Linked DNA regions of Mus musculus: region 2 is linked to region 1. The links are chromatin loops, found by intact Hi-C in ENCODE. Cell type or tissue: left cerebral cortex. All regions are shown on one strand. Each heading gives the region's core, and the rest is flanking DNA. Links, peaks and the distances in the headings are about the cores only.

Region 1 (5,365 bases), core at 255-5,254:
ATGAGTTCTGATTACCTCTTCTGGTGTGTCTAAAGACAGCTACATTATACTCATATAAATAAAAATAAATAAATCTTAAAAAAAAAAAGAACACACCATAAACTGACTGGTTGATAAGAGAAATGTGCTGCCCACAGTGCTGGAGGCTGAGGTGTCTAAGATCAAAGAGAGCTCCTCCCTGATTCATAGAACTTTCTCACTGCATTTTCCCATGTGATGAGAAAACTAGCTTTCCAGGGCCCTCTCCTATGAGCATTCAGTGATCCCAACCATGAGGTCGCCTCAGCAACAGTTAGTGGGCCCCAGGGTCTGTCTTCCAACTTGGCTGAGTACCCCTGGAAGGGAAAGCAGCTTCCCTGGCTTCTCCCTGGCATCTGCAGGGAGCCTGTGCCTAGGTTCCAGTGGATCCTGGAACGAGTAGGGAGCAACACCCACCACTCAGTCTCTGTGGGGAGACTGAGAGAGTACTCAGCACTCCCAGGCACACCTGTAGAACTACAAGGGCAGCAGAAAAGTCTGATGGTGTCGGGAGTTCACCTAGAAGAACGGCAATACCATTGCACCTCTTGAAACTGCCTTGACTCTTAAACTCTGCATAGTCAGCATTCTCTAGAGGCACATAACCAGTGTGATCAGCCACACACAGAAGTGAGCCACACACAGAAGTGTGCGCACACACATGCACACACACACAGACACACACATGCACGCACACAAGCAAGTATGAGAATTTAAGTCAGCTTAAAATAGTATCACTTAGCCGGGCATGGTGGTGCACGCCTTTAATCCCAGCACTCGGGAGGCAGAGGCAGGTGGATTTCTGAGTTTGAGGCCAGCCTGGTCTACAAAGTGAGTTCCAGGACAGCCAGGGCTACACAAAGAAACCCTGTCTCGAAAAACAAAACAAAAAAACAAAAACAAAAACAAAAAATTGGTATCACTTAGCAGAGCCATACCTGAGAGCTGAGACCCAGGTAGTTGTTCCATGAGGCTGGGTGCTTCAATATTGGGAGTAATTCCACAATGGCTGTCTCTCACTGGGGACAGTCCACAACGTGGGTGTCTTATCAACCCCAGTCCTTAGTCCAAGATGAAAGCTTGTTCTGATGTCAGAGAGGGAACCCGAAGCAGCCACAACAGGGCAGATTAACTCAGCTGCACCAGGGAAGGCCAAGGGGGAAGAGCCAGATGGCCTACCTTCCTTCTGAAGCCCTTTGTTTCCCGGCTGCCACCTGAAGGTGCTGCCCACGTGTGTCTTCCCACCTCAGTCAAAGCAGCCAGGACAGGTCTTCAGGTGTGGCTCCCTAGTTTGTGTCGAATTGACATTAAACAAACAAACATCCTACACCCACTGCTCCTCATCATGAACTAAGATGCTAAAACTTAGATGCTAGAGCTAAGAGAGGCTAGAACTCAGCCAGACAGTGCTGCTCTCGGAGAGGCTAGCAGGGACAGTGCCATTTCTACTGCTACACTGAAGAAAGGCAGAGGCATCTTCCAGTGTGTCTGGTAGGAAGTCAGCAACTAAGACCTCAAGATCTGAGAACAGACAACCCAGGGTTGTTACATAGTGAGACCCTGTCTCAAAAACAAACAGCAAAAACTATAGAAAGTAGAAAATGTAATCCTACTCAGCTTAAAAAAGAAAGCAAATATGTAAATGTGTGTATGTGAAAGTATCTATCAATACATGATTATGTGTGCCAAATACATTTTTCTCAAAAATACTGACGCACAGGAATTCAAGCTGCCATAAGAAAATATAAACTGTGCTAGGAGAGCATTACCTCTGTGCTCCGAATGCAATCGGTTCTGTTGCTTTCCTTTCTCTTCTCGTCTTTCATGGCTTTTAACTCCAGTGAAGAATATTGAGATGGGAACAAAGGATGCTCTGAGTCAAGCCAGCTGTGGAGCTCTGGTGCTGCACACCTTTAATCCCAGCACTCCAGAGGCAGAGGCATTCAGATCGCTATGAGTTCAGGGCTAACCTGATCTATAGAGCAAGTTCCAAGCCAGTCAGAGTTACATCACACGAATCTGTCTCAGAAAAATAAAAGCATGTCTTGTGGCAGATAAATCAGGATAGGCTGTGGCTGAGCCGCTGACAGGGGTGAGCTAGGTGCCCTGGAAAAATAAGCCAAGGGCAGCCCCAGCACTTCCCCCGTACCAGCCAAGCACCATCAGTATGGAAACATACACTCACTTAGTAGGTGATATCCTTACAACCCTGGGAAACCATTCACATCTGTCAGACAATGGAAAATACAAGTGACAAAATATTTACAAAGAATGAAATAGGCTTTTGTTTTCTTTGTAAATCACGATGCCCACCTCAATTGCCCATGTGATGAAGGTGAATGCAGAGCAAAGGCCAGCCTGCAGCTCTCCCCATGATCTCAATTCACCCAGAGGCGGGCGCCACCTCCTGGGTTACTCTGCTCAGGAGTGTGGGCTCCCTCATCCTTCACCTTAGGATGGCAGAGCTGCCCTCTTCTGGTTGGTAGCTACCTTGGGCATTTGCACATAGTCTGTGGCATTGCAGGTTTGTGTGGTATTTCAAAGGGAGAGCTTATGGAGGGGTATGTCTGATAACTGGGAAATGACAGATCAGCCATGACATATTTACCCACTGGACATGCAAGGGAGCTCTCCGTGTTGCTCTCCAGGAACAGTCACGGTAGGCGATGGTGTGAAAAGCCAAGGATTAAAGCTGTCGAGCAGGCATCATCCTCTTACCTTATTTTATGTCTTTTTTTTTTTTTTTTTTTTTTTTTTTTGAGACAGGTTTCTCTATGTGCTCTTGGCTGTTCTGGAAGTCATTGTGTGCAGACCAGGCTGGCCTCAAATGCACAGAGATCTGCCTGCTTCTGCCTCCCAAGTGCTGAGATTAAAGGTATGAGACACCATGACTGTTAACTTACTGATCACATTTAACCTAGGCTTAAGAATAGGAGGGAAGACCAGACGGAGTGGCACACAACTTTGATTCTAACACTCAGGGGAGTCAGGGGCAAGATATCGGGACTTCAAGGCAAGTCTGCCCCCCCCCAAAAGAATCCGAGGGACCTTTGGGTTTAAATTATAATGCTCCATGCTCCTTAGTGTTTCTCACAGTAGAAATAGTGATGCAAACACATATGTAGAATATGGGAAAATACCAAGGTCCTAATACAGAGAACAGCCAATGACAGTCATAAAAGACACAATACCCCTGACAGCACACAGGTGTTCAATCCTGTTTCATCAGAGTGAGTGAAAGGATAGCTTTTCTGTAGGGTTATTTTATTTTGTTAACGAAAATGATCCTTCTGCTCTGAAAGCAACAATTTAACTGCTTCTTGAAATAGGGTCATACGTTTGACCCTAGGTCTGTATGTCGCTGAGGCAGCTTTAAGTCCGTGATCCTCTCGATTGCTGGGATTACAGGTCTGAGCCAGTATCTCTACTTGATGCGGTCACACTGAGCCCTGGGATTTAACAGGAATTGGGGACTTTCAGATTATCGCAGGCCAGATGGAGTGGGCTCTCAGTGTCAGGTTGTATCCTGGAGCAAGCAGAAATGTGGGAGAGACTCTGGAGTGAAAGAGTATCCAAGCCTTTTTAAAAAGAATGCGGGGAGCTTGAAAGAGCCTCCAGCCACAGGCCAAGAGGCTGCAGGAAAGGTCATCTCCTTTTTTCCTGGAGTGTGTGTGCCAGGTGGGCAAGGGCCACTGGGAAGACATATTTGGCAGGGATATGGTAAACTGGGGAGGGACAGGCGAGAGCGCTAAAAAACAAAAAACAAACAAACAAACAAACAAACAAAAAACAGTTCAGGTTTGGAAAATGAGAGACATCAAGTGAAAAAGATGGAAGGAACACAAAACAAGGCAGACAAAGTCGCCTATGGATTTGGGATGTAGGAAAACTCATTTAAATTATGTTGTTGCCGGGACTGCTGAGGCACCCCATGTCATGTTTCCCAGCTCACTCTGACGGGTTACTGCAGTAGCAGGGCATGCACTGGAGACACCTGAGGGGCAGCTTCCCTTTCTCACTGGAAACCTCAAGAAGCGACTCCTGTGCATTCACCCAGGGTGATCACTCCACCCGCAGCAACCTAGTGTTAATGCCATATTTAAGCCCCAAAGCCGGCTGGATGCTTGAGGAACAGGTCCACCTGGTGCACTGATGGCCACAGAGCCACCGAGGCACCGAGCACATCACTTCCAGCTGGTTTGTTACGGCTCACTGGGCTCCTGGAAGACCTGAGCATTCACTATGAACTGCCCCTGCCCTGTTCATGTTTGAAGAGGTGACCTTTAGAGAGGTGATTATGGTAGCAGGAGGTCATTAGGAAAGGTGCTAATCTACTGTCCTATGGCTGTGTCCTTAAAAAGAACCGAAGATGAGGAGACAGACTGACAGACACACACAGAGTACCCTTTGAGGCAGAAGGCAAGGCCTCAGGAGCAAAGACCTTGTTCATACCTTGACTTCCAGCCTTTAGATCACAAAAGTAGAATTTTTGCAGGGCAGTGGTGGCACATGCCTTTAATCCCAGCACTTGGGAGGCAGAGGCAGGCAGATTTCTGAGTTCGAGGCCAGACTGGTCTACAGAGTGAGTTCCAGGACAGCCAGAGCTACACAGAGAAACCCTGTCCAGGAAAACCAAAAAAAAAAAAAAAAAAAGGTTTAATTTCTTTTTCATGTATATAGTATTCTGTCTGCATATATACCTGCACGCCAGAAGAGGGCACCAGATCTCATTATAGATGATTGTAGCTGGGAATTGAACTCAGGACCTTTTGGAAGAGCAGCCAGTGCTCTTAACCTCTGAGCCATCTCTCCAGCTCCAAGAGTAGACAAAGTCAAGTCGCTGAGTCTGGGGCACTTTGTTCTGGTAGTCCCAGCAAACAAATATTCTACAAGTTTTATTGAAACAGAAAAAGAATTGAACTCAAGGAAATGTGTGTGCTGGGACTGTTTTGTGGCAAGGGCTTGACTATGTCATACAAACTTGGGAATGGAAGGACGCAAGGCTAATGAGTGGATTGGGTAAAGCAGTGGTATAGCAGAATCCATAGCAGAATCTGTGCAGAGCAAAGGGGTTTAACACAGGCACTCTCTTCTCTTTGTGGTACGCCTAATACTTCTCCATGATGAAGCATTTGGGGGTACCCCCAGCTCTGAGCTATGTTTTCTCTCTACACAATGGCATTCATGAGTGATAAGCTCACCTTTTCATGTTTATCCCCTGCAGAGCAAGATATTCTTGCTCTTTAAGACTCAGATTGGGTGAGCCTTTTTCAAGATAGAATGGCAGGGAAGCATCCCCAGGCCCTCCAAAGAAGATAGGGCTCCACCTGGTTCCTCTGTAGGGGCT
Region 2 (5,365 bases), core at 121-5,120, 150 kb before region 1:
TTGTTTTTTGTTTTGTTTTGTTTTGTTTTGTTTTTCGAGACAGGGTTTCTCTGTATAGCCTGGCTGTCCTGGAACTCACTCCGTAGACCAGGCTGGCCTCGAACTCAGAAATCCGCCTGCCTCTACCTCCTGAGTGCTGGGATTAAAGGCATGCGCCACCACTCCTGGCAGATTTGTTTATTCTTATTTATCTGAGTACACTGTAGCTGTCTTCTGACATACCAGAAGAGGGCATTGGATCCATTGCATATGGTTGTGAGCCACCATGTGGTTGCTGGGAATTGAACTCAGGACCTCTGAAAGAGCAGCCAGCACTCTTTAACAGCTGAGCCATCTCTCCAGCCCGGCTCTCTTAAGATTCAAGTCTATCAGGAAGCTCAGGAGCCCACTGCCTAGAAAAGCCATGCTTGGAAAGAAGTAAATGGCTCCTGGGCAACGAAGGAGGATTAAGGCCTACAAACATCCAGGCCAGTACCCTGGCCTTCCTGTTAACCTCCCCACGCTGATTCCTGTGAGTCTAGCCCCAGGCTCTGAAGGACAGCCGGCCTGCTCACACTCAGGCTTTCCTACCTCCAGATACGTCAGGTAGAACTAGAGGTTCATCTCAGACCTGACAGCAGTGTTTTCCCATTCCAGTGGTCCCCTTCCGGAACCCCAACTGTGACACTAGCCACCCACAGTAACAAACGACAGTGATTGGCTGTCAAAGCCTAACACCAGCCGGGTATTTCCCCAACAGACCAAACACCCTGCCATGAGGCAGCGCCCACTGCAGCACCCTGCCAATCCTCACCTGCTGACCGCTCTCTGGATCTCTAAGCATCTCTGTTTCGGCAACAGAAAGATGGCCAAGGCTCTGTTGGCTGTGGCATCCCTGCGTGTACAGGTGGATCTGTAATAGGTAAAATAGCCAGGCTGGGGAGTAGCTCCCAGCAAGATCTTTCAGCCGAATATGGGCACCTTTAGAGACCACTTATAACCAGAAAGGACAGAGCTGGGCTCAGGATACCCCAGTAATACTGGGGGCAGAGGCTGCAGAAGGGCACCAGACAACTTCACCGAGGGCTTCCACACCTTGCTCACCAGGACACAGGTAAAGCACGGTCCGTCCCTGCTTGTAAAGGTCAGAGTTGGGATAAGCCCAGCAGTCCAGTGGTCCAATAGTGGTGACAGAGATGGACCCCAGGGAAAGGCAGCCTGGGCACAGGGTGAAGAGCCATGTGCCTGTATTACCTTGCTGAGGAGGATACACTGCTCCTGCTGACTAGAGATCAGGCATCGCCACCTAAACCGCAGCCTTCCCATCAGCCATTCCACTAGTCGGAGATCCACGGGGCTCTTTGGTTCCACAAAGGGTGCAGGAGGACCAGGACTGGTTGGGGCCTCACAGTAGAGAGGGAACAAGAGTCAGCCCTGCTATACATCCCATATCTCGAGGAAGGACCAGGACAGGGAAGCTGTACTACTGACGTACATCCTCAGCTTCAAAGCTGGATGAGAACCACACCAAGGGCAAATACCACATGAGCTGGAAGCCCGGAGAAATCCACGGGTTCTGGGCAAAGCAGGGCTCTGACACCCTCAATTACATACTCACCTCCCACTGGGGCAACTGGTCACCCAGCTGCACACGGGTCTGGGCAAGCAGCTGCTCAAGCAAGGGTCCTCGGGCGAGGAGCCAAGACAGGGCCAACAGCAGTTCCCGGCTTCCCTGAGAACTGCCGTCTGGAAATTGTAGCAGCACAGACCTGGGGTAGCCTTGGGAGCCCAGTGCTGATTTCACCACACAGGCTTGGGCCTCTGGAGTGGGAAATGATCAGATCAGGGGGTGCTAACCTGGAGATTTCACCTGGATCCCTCTGGGGACCTGAGAGCACCCCCTAAGCTTAGAACCTGCTAAGCGTGGACTAAGGAGGCGAGATCTGAGAGTCTATGAGGAGGCAAAGTGATAACCAACGGGCAGGATTTCTGTGAGTGGTTGGCCAGTCTCAGCGTTTCACTGGAGTGATAAAGCCACTACTACCCAGGTAAGCGTGGTAAAGGCTAGTGGGAACTTATACTAATGGAAGTGGGCGCAACAGCGAGAGGAGCAGGTGCCTGCAGGAAGGGAGGAAACAACAGAGGAGCTTTGATGGGGCGGGACTTGGTGGGTTAAGACAAAACTACAATAGCCTTGGGGAGCGGCTTTCTGAGAGGGCGGGGCTTACCTGGGGCAAGGTCGGTCCAGGTATTGTTTGCAGCAAGCGGTGAGAGCACGCGCAAGAGAAGCTGCCAGAGCACTGGAGCCTGAAGCAAACGAGGAGTTTGTAGTCAGCGGGTATCAGGTGTCACCTACATCAGCCCAGGCAACGCCTGCCCCGACCCCGACCGCCTACTCGAATAGCCTCACCGCCTCAGGTCGATCGAACTTGGCGCGGCGGAAGATTTCTGGGCTGGGCCCAGCAGGCAGGCACCGACTCAGCGCGGCGACAGCCTCAGGCAGGGCCCGGGCAGCCCCTTCCACCCGGCTCCGCCGCCGCCGCATACAGCCAGCACTAGACAGCCTCGGATTGCCCGCTCGGGACCCCGACCAATCACAGTTCCGGATGAGGCCCGCCTTCTCCCCTCAGGCCCAATGAACGATGACTCTGGCGTTTGAGTGCCTACCAGTCTATCCCGTAGGCAGGCACTTCCGGGGTCGGGGGCGGGGATTGGAGGTGCCAACTCCGTTGGAACTCACCAATCAGCACCTCGACTTATCAACCGCCTTAGCAACCCCGGGCTAGGGAAGCGCGAGGCTGGAGGGCGCGCATGCGCCCGAGGTGTTCCCTGGAGGAGCGGAGGAAGGAGCAATGTGGCTCCACCCAGCCACGAAGGGAGTGTCTCTGCGAAGCCGCCCTGGAAGGAACCCGCCGCCAGGGGTCGCCAGGCCTCCGCGAGAAGCAGCTGAGCCCTGCGAAGTGGGTGGGGAGTTCCGGGGGCCACGTCGCCAGAAGTCTCTTCGGAAAGCCATCCTCCCTCTCATGTACAGCCAGCCCCAGACTTCCTTGTCCCCATATTCATTCTTCCTCCAGCCACTAGAAGAGCAGTTTTTAAGGAAAATTCTCCACTTCATAAAAGGGTGCGGCCCTCTCTTTTAAGGTTGAACTTAGTTTTGCACTCAGCCCTTCAGGAGCAATCTTGGTAAGCTTTGAGAATCCCGCAAGGATTCACAGTAGCTACATGACAATGGCAGAATGAACCCAGAGTGCAACCTGATGCACGGGGAAAGACATGCAGTCGGCAACTATCCTCCGCAACCGGCATGAGCCTACTACGTGGCTACAACCTAGGTGAAGCCAGAGCAGCCTCTGTGGGAAGCCGGATGCGAAAGATCACATTATGTGCGCCAGTGCGTGTGGAGGAGGGCCGGACAAAGGCCGGACGCTGCCAACGGTGATCCAGAGACAAGCCTGTAGGCGACGAGTGGCAGGAAGAATTGCTGGGGCGAGACCTGAACGCTCGAGCGGACACAAACTAAGCTTTGTGCCCTCGATGTCGCCACCAAAAATAGTTGGAGCAGCGGACAGACAGTACTGCGTGTACTCTGCATCTCAAAGCTAGGAAAGAAGAGGCAGGTGGAGAGGGAGAGGGTGCGGTGCGGAAAAGGAAAGTGAGGTGAGAGGGAGGGGCAGAGCTGTCCCTTGGCACCTGCCAGTTTAACGGCGGTCTACAGGATGGCCACGCCCTCCGGAAGTGCGGAGACTGCGGGCTCACCTTTACCTTGACCCTCCCTGTGTTTTGCTGCAGACCTTCCTCTGCTCATCTGGATACCTTCAGCTATTCTGCCTCAGGGTCTCCTCCTTCCTGGCCCCTTGCCACACAGCAAATGGCCTCGCCCAGCTAGTTTCTACCTGCTCTTCCTGCCCTCGCTTCAGAGCCATGCTATACTGCACACCTTAAACACGAAGCGCCCTGAAAAGCACAAAGACTTGAGTTCTTGTCTACTGTGCCAAGGAACTCCTGATACACCCTTATGGAACTCTCTGCCGCTTAGGCTTCTTTGCAATACTATACACTTCCCTCACCTGACCTGCTCATTCCTACAGGCCTCTCAGGTTGCTGGAGGCCCAAGTCTACTCCAGTTGAGAGACGTGGATCTGGGCTCGAGGGGCTGGAAGTATGAGGAAGACAGGGGCCTTAAGGGTGGAAGACAACAGGGGAAAGTGAGTTTCTGCCCTTCACCCATACATCTCTTCCAGGTCCTCTGCAGGTCTGGTTGGACACCAAAGATACCCTCACCCCTCCTAGTAGGAAACTAATACCGAAGGTGGGCTTCTTCTACTCCATACTGTGGTCACCTCAAACACTATGGCCTCCACCTATTGAAATTCCAGAATCACCCAACAATACACACTACACTATACTACACTACACTGCAGACCACTTACTGGACTATCCAGCTTGTTCCTGCAGTGTAGGTGCCAAAGATGAACCCAGGCTAGACCAGGACACTGCTGAGACCTTTGTGACCTTGTTAAGTCCAAAGGGTTTTGAATGGCCAGTAGCATAGGGAAGGCAAAGCTGAGAGCTGCCTGGCTCTACAAGGGTTTCCAGAAAGCCCTTTCCACTGTCACCCTCAAATCCCATTAGAGCACTGGGTCACCCAGGGCACTCCTGTTCAGGGAAAAGGTGTCTGGGACCACGCTGAGCAGCTACAGAGCTCACCCACAAGGGTGCACTTCTGGGGACAGGGTGGGGTTGCAGGAAGTGAAAATGGAATAGATCAGGAATCCACACAACTCCCTCCCGAAACAGCTCAAAAAGGGAACCAAAGCAGCTCCCACTGATTCACCCTCTGAACTGCGGCCAGCCCCACCTACGCCATGTTCCTGCTGACCCCGACAGCCAGGACCTCACCCCAGGCCAGAACCACTACAGAACCAGGCGACAGGAACTTTACGGATCCTGAAGTTGGATGTAGGCCTGAAACTGCACCCCTCAAAGGGTAGTGGGCACCACTGCCTGCAGCAGCAGGAAAAGCAGTGCCCTGCATCAGGCCTGGGGTTGAGGCTCTCACTGTACACCCCTCTATCACACATCAGCAGACAAAAACACAGGACTTCCAAAGATCAGGTTTATTAAAGGCACTGAGGGTTCCCGAGAGCCCTGCTGTCCGGGGGTAAGGCCTGGCATGTGCCTGGGCGGGCAGGGAGAGTTTCCACAACCTGTAAGAAAGAGAGACAAATGTGAGCGCAAAGTTTTGTTATTTACTCTATTAGGGATGACTCTGTCCTGTAAACTGGTGGACTGGGTGGGATTGGAGATGGGGCTATACCTCGGTCTACTTGAAAGTGTGGCTCTCAGCTCCACCTCGCCCAAAGCCTGCCAAAGATAAAAAGAGGAT

What was found. Peaks named below come from ENCODE experiments on the same cell type or tissue, not always from the same donor. Only the 100,000 strongest peaks of a DNase experiment are listed, where the experiment ranks them.
Region 2: a loop joins it to region 1, with 3 times the contacts of the local background. A loop is called at or near these places in 12 of 42 quality-filtered maps.

Annotation. Positions count from the first base shown.
Region 1 is chr12:113,002,284-113,007,648 of GRCm38, reverse strand. It overlaps 9230104M06Rik (a long non-coding RNA gene), which reads right to left. Exons shown (of 3, transcript XR_001780729.2): 3 at 3,168-3,467. Among named protein-coding and RNA genes, the nearest start is that of 9230104M06Rik, 4.2 kb to the right of the region's middle. In left cerebral cortex, for the core only: CTCF peaks have their summits at 2,462 (motif pointing left) and 4,729 (motif pointing right); a DNase peak (open chromatin) is centred at 2,457.
Region 2 is chr12:113,153,596-113,158,960 of GRCm38, reverse strand. It overlaps Crip1 (cysteine-rich protein 1 (intestinal)), which reads right to left. Exons shown (of 5, transcript NM_007763.3): 4 at 5,297-5,343; 5 at 5,082-5,186. The coding sequence ends at 5,303. It overlaps Tedc1 (tubulin epsilon and delta complex 1), which reads right to left and starts at 2,540. Exons shown (of 8, transcript NM_134041.3): 1 at 2,390-2,540; 2 at 2,208-2,286; 3 at 1,598-1,800; 4 at 1,234-1,383; 5 at 794-892. The coding sequence starts at 2,524. In left cerebral cortex, for the core only: a CTCF peak has its summit at 2,891 (motif pointing right); DNase peaks (open chromatin) are centred at 2,785 and 3,394; H3K4me3 peaks cover 1,457 bases; H3K27ac peaks cover 632 bases.